Regions from separate parts of the Homo sapiens genome. Here region 1 is linked to region 2. Evidence: chromatin contacts called from ENCODE Hi-C data. All regions are on one chromosome and are shown on one strand. The core of a region is the stretch at or near the end of the contact, and the rest is flanking DNA. Distances in the headings are between cores, read along the strand shown.

What was found. A loop is a pair of places that touch in the nucleus more often than their neighbours do. Pooled maps may share reads with other maps.
Region 1: a map with no recorded cell type shows a loop between it and region 2 (6-fold over the local background). The contact joins two enhancer-like sites. A Hi-C loop is called at or near these places in 3 of 37 single-sample maps with no recorded cell type and 3 of 50 pooled maps.

The regions. Positions count from the first base shown.
Region 1 is chr6:113,630,721-113,635,428 of GRCh38, forward strand. All of the region lies in intron 1 of LINC02541 (long intergenic non-protein coding RNA 2541), which reads right to left. Among named protein-coding and RNA genes, the nearest start is that of LINC02541, 17 kb to the right of the region's middle. RefSeq lists enhancers at 256-555, 576-715, 1,586-1,635, 4,201-4,250. Within about 2 kb of position 1,676, at least 26 of the 41 ENCODE cell types and tissues checked have a DNase peak (open chromatin) inside an H3K27ac peak, as active enhancers do.
Region 2 is chr6:111,403,758-111,408,066 of GRCh38, forward strand. It overlaps REV3L (REV3 like, DNA directed polymerase zeta catalytic subunit), which reads right to left. Exons shown (of 32, transcript NM_001372078.1): 4 at 1,713-1,873. Among named protein-coding and RNA genes, the nearest start is that of REV3L, 77 kb to the right of the region's middle. Within about 2 kb of position 2,519, at least 3 of the 41 ENCODE cell types and tissues checked have a DNase peak (open chromatin) inside an H3K27ac peak, as active enhancers do.

The DNA.
Region 1 (4,708 bases), core at 426-2,925, 2.2 Mb after region 2:
TAGAGCAATTTTTTTCATTGCAAGACCTGAACATAAGGTGTATATTTTTGTAACTGTGTTTTTTAGAAAAGAAGAAGTAAAAGAAGAACCACCTGCACCTAGGTGGCAATTCCCCATCACAGGGGGAGGGAGCCAGTCTTGGCCACTGGGCACAGAAGAGACTGCTTAGGAAATCCCTGTGAGCTCTAAAGGAAGTAAGAAAACACAGAAATGCAAAGCTCCAATACTCCCCCACGTATCACAGACTCCTCTAAATTTCCCACTGGGTGTTTCAAGAGTTGGTCCTGGTGAGGTGGGAGGGGGAGACCAAAGGGAAGAGAAAAAAAAAAACAAAGGCCATTTGTGGGGAAGCTGAAAGGACATGGAGGTACAGAGGCAGAAATGGTGGCAGTGACGACATATGGGGCAAATATGCCCAGACCCTCAGCCTCCCCACTGCACCCACACTGTCCACAGGACAATCGGGGCAGGACCTTCATCTGTGTCCTCCGGTTGAGGGGTTGCCTACATAATCTGAAAGAGAAGCGTGAAACTCCAGAAGGGGAAAAAAATGCCTCTTTTGAAGGGGACTTCCCTTGCCAGTGAGGTTTCAGATCATGTTCTGTAACAGCCTACTGGCCTGTGACAGGGCCTCCAGGAAATGAGACAACTCAGATGCAGAGTACTAAGGGAAAAATTTCAGTAGTGGCTTGAGAAAACTAACTGTTGAGTCTGACAAAGCAAAGTTCTAAGATAGTGCGAAGTATAACTAGGGCTGCTTTGAAAAGGAAACCCAGAGAGCAAGGACAGGTGTCGCTTAGTTTTAAAAAATAATTAGAGCTTCTGTTTATTGAAAGCCTACCATGTGTCAGGAGCCTTGCATGCCTTATCTCTTACTCTTACATCAGATGATATGAAATTGACATTATTATCCCCATTCTCATCTGTAAAGTGAGAAAACATACTCAGATAAATTAAGTAAATTAGCCAACATCATCCAGTTCCAGGGCCACGATTCAAGCCAAGGTCCATCCGATACCAATTACTATGCTTCTGCCTTGGCCCTTCTGTCATTAATTCATGTGGTTCACTGTGAAAGTCATGGACTTCTTTAAACCTAGATTTCCCCTTATGACATGGTACAAGTAAGCCTAAAGTTAGATAAAATCATAGCCTATGATGAGCTAATTTAAGCTTCAATCTGTCTCTGTCACTAGCCAGTTCTGTGGAAATGGACAACTCAAGTAACTTCTCCAGGTCTCAGTGTTCCCATCTAAAAAGTGGGGTTGTAGTGGGCCTCTACAGCTCTTGACTTCTATGAGGCACACCGAGTCCTCACATGCCAACATAAAAAAGGAAATTTCAAAATTGTCTTTGTTTTTTAACAAAGTATATGAGGGGATTATTCCAGTTCTCTATGAATAATATATATATTTAAAGAGCCTATGTTTAAAAAATTAAAATGCTTTAAAACATTTTCTAGATGGCCTTACAAATGGAAAAAAAAAGTATTCCTAGCCAACCCTCTGTCAGCAGAAAGGCCACACAGAAAAAAGCAAATCACAATTCTTTACCCCTCTCAGCATAAATCATTACTCACCGTGGGAAAATGATTACTTGCCAGGAAGTAGAACCTATGAATCATTATACTGTTGTCCTCGACCTCTGATAGAGCAAGAATTAGGGGAAAGACTGAAAAGCTGGGGAGTGAACTCTGATTTGACAATAGTTCCACTCATGGCATCGTAAGGCAATGAAAACAGAAAGCTGATCGAGCCGTAGGGCTGTCAAGTCCCGGTGCTGCTGCAGTGCACGTCTGAACCCAGAGCAGAATGACATGGGCCCCTGACTTTCTGAGTCACTCCTTGGGTCTGAGTCTTCACAGCCCCAGAGTCATTTATCAGCAAATAGAAACAATGCCATCCCTGGGCTTGTCCCGACAGTCAACCTACTTGTTAATGCCTGTGTAAGAGATACCCAGCTTGGAAATAGGAGCAAAAGTCACAAGGAAGGGATTAAGTTGCCTAACATCAGCATTCATTTCCTAAAATAAAAACACATGAAAGATAGACACCACAAATATGTGTTCCCTTGTGGTATCAGCAAATATTGTGCTATAATTTCTCTACTGTTGCTAATAAGCTATGGCACACAACTGTAAATTCTTTTTTTTTTTTTTTTTTTTTGATACAGGATCTTGCTCTGCCATGCAGGCTAGAGTGCAGTGGCACAATAATGGCTCACTGAAGCCTCGACCTTTCAGGCTCAAGCAATCCTCCCACCTTGGCCTCCCAAATAGGTAGGATAGGGCAGGTGTGGTGGCTCATGCCTGTAATCCCAGCACTTTGGGAGTCTGAGGTGGGAGGATTGCTTGAAGCCAGGAGTTCAAGACCAAATAGCTAGCACTACAGGCATGAGCCGCCATGCCCAGCTAATTTTTGAGTCAGGGTCTCACTATGTTACTCAGGCTGGTCTCAAACTCCTGGGCTCAAGCGATCCTCCCACCTCTGCCTCCCAAAGTGTTGGGATTACAAGCATGGGAGCCACCTGTAGGTGGGTGAGGAGCAGTGATCCTCCCACCTCTGCCTCCCAAAGTGCTAGGATTACAGACATGGGAGCTACCACACCCAGCTTGCAAATACTTTTTATATTATGTTTTTCTACATGGCCTTTGATGTCTTTAGAAAATGTTTGTTTTAAGCAAGGATCTTTTTGTGACTAAAAGCACAGAAAAATACAACATAGTTAGTATGTTACACACCAAATATACAAAATCCTAGAAACTTATAGAAGGAGATAGGAAAATTGATCTTATAACTAATCTGAATATTGTTCTCTACTTTCCTTAATGTTTTTAAAGGTAGTGAAAGTAAAACTATATTGTTCTGATGATGTAGAAGGGAGAATGTTTAAAATTCCTCCCAGTTTCAGGAGGAGATATTAGAACCTGTCTTTATTATACTGCATTGATTAGAGGGAAGAGGGTATTACAGCCAAAGTGTTACCTAACCATTAGACTTTCACTGTATTTGATCCCACCTTCTTACTAGTTTAAATAAAATTTAAGCATGTACTACCATATATCTATGTTTTTATTTATGAATGACATAATCATTATTAATTTATTGTGAATAATATAAATCATTCATAAAAATTCATCTTTTTAAAGATTATATTTATTAATAATGATACATTTATATATTTTTATTATTCTCTTTTTCTGTACCTCAATAGATCATGTGCACCCCACTTTGGGACCACTGACCTTTTAGCTTGCTTGTCATGATAGAAGTCATCTACTAAAGGAACTCTGGAATGTTTGAGTCTCTAAATAATCTTGTTATAATCCAAAATAGCCTGTTAATTTCAAGATTGATCTTCAGGCGACTAAACTAAGCACTCATAAGAAATCACAAGGTAAAAGAGTTCAGGTCACTGTTTGGTTAGCTTACAAAGAGTTACTTCTATTTCCCTAAATGTTTTTGAATCACTGCCCTTTGGCTCTGAAGGGACAACTAAATATCATCTCATCAGTAATGCCATTTTCCCTCAAGTGTCTTTAACACAGAGCTGTTTCTCTAGAAGAGAACAAGGTTATATAAATGGGAGAGAACATGTCTCCCTCCAAGATAGTTATGCAACATGGGGAAGATTCCACAGAAGAGAGACAAGGCTGAACAGAGATGATGGTTCTTTTACTTGGACATGGTGATAACTTGAGTTTCTAGATAAACTTGAGTACTATTACTCAGTACTGGTACTGTTGGAAGAACACATAAAACGTCTGGCACAATCAGTGAAAGAAATATGGGCCTGGGTCCGGGTGTTAAATGGGTACAGGAAAGCACTAAACCTCTCACACTCACTCTACACCTACATGCCCCAAATCACAAAATTCCCCTACTTGAAGAGCGTACACTCCCCACTCAATTCACTTCCCATTTAAAAGTGTATTTGTTTGCTTTTCTAAAGATTCCTAGTGGGTTGGGGAAACTCACTAAACCACTATTAACACTTAGTGTGACCTTCAGGAAGAGGCCTCATGGACTAATAAATGTGCTAAGAGGATCTGAAATGTTGGTGATGGGGGTGTGGCAGAGAAGGAAGGATGAAAGGGAGAAACCCGTTTAGAAAGCCTATTGATTTCTAAGGGGGTAATGCTGGGGTGGGGGAAAGTAGTGAATAAATTATCTGACAGGCAAGCAACATCATTCACACTTTTGTTTAGAAATCATTCTAATGACAGCCACCCTAAATTTTGGTTCTATGTTGGGTTAGTTCCACAATCACTGAAATGAGGAAGTGAGCTCAACAATTTTGTAAACCTCAGAGTTGACAAGAAGTTATGAAAATTCCCAGTGGGGTTACATTAGACTCTAGCACTTACTTAAACAAGGAAAAGCAGGGAGATTCCATTGATGAATCATATCTAAGGGACAAGGGAGGCTGTAGGGTTTTCTCAGACAAAATGGGTCTTTACAAAATTGGAGAGAACCAAATGGAGTTAACAAGTTTGGAAGATACAGGTGTATTTCCCATAGAACATGAGAATGAACACTAAATGAGAAATTCTTGGAAACAAAGACTGATGCAAGAAGAATGCCTGGTTGGAAGTGAAAAAAGCAAGAGCAAAGATGCTGGTTCTGAGGCCAGAGGCAATGTTGGGGAAGGATCTTGGGACTGAGTCAGCTGGGACCAAGGAAGAGCCAACCATACCTGGATGGATTTA
Region 2 (4,309 bases), core at 1,269-3,768:
CTTTAAATCAAAAACTAAAAATGATTAAGCTTACCAAGGAAGGCATGTCAGAAGCCAAAATAAGCCAAAAGCTAGGTCTCTTGTGCCAGTTAGCCAAGTAGTGAATGCAAAGGAAAAGTTCTTGAAGGAAATTAACAGTGCTACTCCAATGGAACACACAAACGATGAGAAAGTGAAATAGCCTTACTGCAGATAGGTGAAACAGCAGGGGCTGATGTAGAAGCTGCAGCAAGTTCTCTGGAAGACCTAGCTAAGATAACTGATGAAGGTGGATACACTAAATAACAGATTTGCAATGTAGATGAAAACAACCTGAGAGCAGTCAATGCCTGATTTCAAAGCTTCAAAGGACTCTCTTGGTAGGGTTATTTAATGCTGCTGGTAACTTGAAGTTGAAGCCAATGCTCATTTGCCATTCTGAAAATCCTAGGGCCCTTAAGAATTATGCTAAATCTACTCTGCCTGTGTTCTATAAGTGGATCAAAAAAGCATGGATGACAGTATAACAGTTGCAGCATGGTTGACTGAATATTTTAAGCCCATTTTTGAGAACTACTGCTCAGAAAAAAGATTCCTTTCAAACTATTTCTGCTCACTAACAATGCACCTGGTCACCCAACAGGTCTGATGGAGATGTACAAGACGACTAATGTTGGTTCCCTGCCTGCTAACACAACATCCGTTCTGCAGCCCATGGGTCAAAGAGTAATTTCAACTTTCAAGTCTTATTATTTAAGAAGTGCATTTCATAAGGCTATAGCTGTCACTGACAGTGATTCCACTGATGGATCTGGGCAAAATATATTGAAAACCTTCCAGAAAGGATTCACCATTCAAGATGCTCTAGGCTGCTCTGGTCTGTAACTTTCCATTCCAACAGTAAAAAATCTGGGATCTCCTACTTTTCACCTCAGAAAGCTACAAATGTAAAAGGAAAAATAAATTTGTTTTGAGAGGAAATCACTTATTCAAATAGCCATGTTATTCTGTTTTGTTCATAATATCAACGGCTCTATAAATAAAGAACTTTAAAGAAATAGCAAATTCACCCAGAGAAAGCTCTGCCTGCAATATTTTTCAGGTCATGTCACACAAAGAAAAATAACAATGCTTGCACAGCCCACTGAGATAAAATGGACAAGGATGTTCAGTGGTGGAGGTGATGGCTCAAGGGACTTAGGAATCCGTCTGGAATGCTGAGAGACCAACACGTCCACTAACCTACAGCTATTCACACCATCAGGGAAGTGCTGGACTAAAGTAACAAGGCTCTAACAACTCCAGGGATTTCTAGAATTGTGTATCATATACTATTCCTAAAATATAAAAAGTAACATTAAGGTCTGAGGTTAAAAAAAAAAAAGAATCACAATACATATCAATTGCTAAGCAGTGTAAAGGGTTCACTTTTGCAGTGGTCTAGAACTAAACCCACAATACCTTTTAGGTAGCCTGTATACTAAAAACCATCAAACTGTCCTCTTTAAACGGATATAAATTATAACTCAATAAAGCTGTTACCAAAAAAAATTTTTTCTGAGATGCTTTTCCTGACAATCTCTAATCCCACTTTGCATGTATTTCTTTTCATTCTTTAGTCACTCAACATTTATTTTCTAAATATATATTATTTTATAAATCACTGACTATATAACACTTGTTTCAAAACTTTAATTTGACAAAAATTTAATTTGACTGAAAATTAACCTTACTTTTCCTTCTTGCTTTTCGGAACTTGACAGCAGCCAGATTTATTAAATTCATGCCATAAAGATTGTAGTCAATGAAGAGCTGTAGGAGGTAGGGAATATGCGCTTCATGAGGCTGGTAAAATTTATTCATTATGGCTCCGCTTTGCAAAAGTTCACATATCCTAAATTAGAAAAAAAAAGTTTTATCATAAAATTATGTTCCCTAAAATGTTAAATGAAACAATGATTATAGAAATATACAGAACAAAGCACTTATTAGCACACAAAATTTCCATCTCAATTTTACCGGAAATTTGTATTTTGTTAGAAATTAAAAGTTTCAATCAAGTTTTCAAGTAAGCAACATGTTCTGAATAACAAAAAACTGCATGGATGAAGAATATTTTGTCTTAAACCAATTTGATACTAACTATATTTAAAAATTAAAAGGTTTTTAAAATAAAATTTTTCTTTTAAAAATAACAAATAATTTTGAAAAGATTAATATTCAAAAAAGGAAAAGAAATCATTACTTATAATCCCACCACTCAGAGGTATTGCCATTTTGATATTTTTCTTTCCTGAGTATTTTTTTTCCCTTCATGATGACGAATACAAACAACAGACAATTATATACAGCATAGTTAAGTACTATGTGGGGAAATACATTAAACATCTAGAAAAGATACTAAACAGATAGAGGTACAGAGGTGGTTTCTGCAAAACCTTAGAGAAACTCTCTAAGCAAGAGACTAAATGATGAACTAGAGGCACTTTTTTCTCTGAAGAGAGGGAAGAGTATTCACGTAAATAAAACTGCACATGTAAAGGGTCACGAGAAAACACGGCTTATTCAGGAACTGAAACCACTGAGTAAGACTGTGACCTAGTGTCAGAGGCAGGGATAGAGAAGTAATGAGAAGTAAGAGCATGAAGAGCCTGTTAAGACATTTGAAGAGGTAGTGAAATTTGTCTGAGAGGTGAATAGCAGAAAAGTGACATCACCAGACTAGCTATAGAACACAGAAGACTACAGGTAAGGAGTAAATAGGCTGTTGTGGAAAAACTAAGGATGGTGGCTATAACAAGGATCATAGAAATGTACTGATTCAGGAGACATATAAGGGGTGAAATGATCAGGCCTTGATGACTAACTAGATGTGAAGGGTGAGACAGAAAAGGGGCTGAGGGTGATGCCTAGATTTCTTGCTTAAGCAGCTGGTTAGTGGTGGTGCAATTATTTGAAAGGGGAAGAACTGTAAGAAAAATTGGTTTGGGATTTTTTGGAAGGGGAATAAGGATAAACTCAATTTAGACACAAGGGCATTTAGGTATAGTGGGGATCCAATAATAATATTGGAAATGAATCATAAAGAAAATAATAATCATTTTATTAACACAGCAGAGGTAACTAACATTTCTGAGCACTATATATTGGATACTGTGCTAACGTACTTTATTACAAGTAATGTTTATTACAAGTCTGTGGTACGATCATCTCCATTTTATAAATAAAGAAATTATCTTAGATTTAAAAATCACACAAAAGATAGAAGAGCTCTGAGGTGGGAGGACCACCTGAGCCCAGGAGTTCCAGGTTACAGTGAGGTATGATGGCGCCACTGCATGCCATCCTGGGCAACAGAGCAAGATCCTGTGTCTTAAAAAAACAAAGGGGCTAAAATTCAAATCAAAATTTCTCTGCCTTGTGAGCCCTCACTCTTAACCACTCGGCTATTCCATCTATCCAGTAGATGGTTTGATATATTGTTTAGAAGCTCTAGAGAGAAATGAGGCTATTCATATACATTTGGAAGTCAAAAGCATAAAGATAAACAAAAACAAAAGTTAAAACCAAACAAACCCATGGGAGTAAATAAGTCTGTAGAGGGAACAGAAAATATACAGAGTAAAGATGAAAGTCTAAGGCAGAATTCTAAGAAACAACCATAGATGTTAAAATGTAAACCAACAAAATGGCAGAAATATGATTGATCACACTGGAATGAGAAAAACTAGAGGTGGTATATATCACAGAAGCTAACATTTAGGATTGTTTTAAGGCACCATAAGCATCACCATGAGGTCAAAAAGTAAGGACCTAAAATTGGATTTAGCAACACAGAGGTCATTAGTGAAAGCAATTTTCAGTAAAATGGTTGGGGTAGAAGCCATATTGTAGTAAGTTAAAGAGTGAATGGGAAAGCCGAGCACAGTGGCTTGTGCTTGTAATCCCAGCACTTTGGGAGGCTGAGGCAGGTGGATCACTTGAGGTCAGGGGTTCTAGACCAGCCTGGCCAACATGGAGAAACCCTGTCCTTACTAAAAATACAAAAAAATTAGTCAGACGTGGTGGTGGTGCCTGTAATCCTAACTACTCAGGAGGCTGAGGCAGGAGAATTGCATGAACCCCGGAGGATGAGGTTACAGTGAGCTGAGATCGTGCCATTGACCTCCAGCCTGAGCAACAGGGCAAGATTCCAATTCAAAACAAACAAACAATGAATGGGAGGTAAGAAGTTGGATACACAAAGTATAGATAAATCTTTCAAGGAGAATGGCTAAATGAGAAAGGTGTTTCTATGAGTATGAATGTGTGCGTATAATTAGCAAAGTTT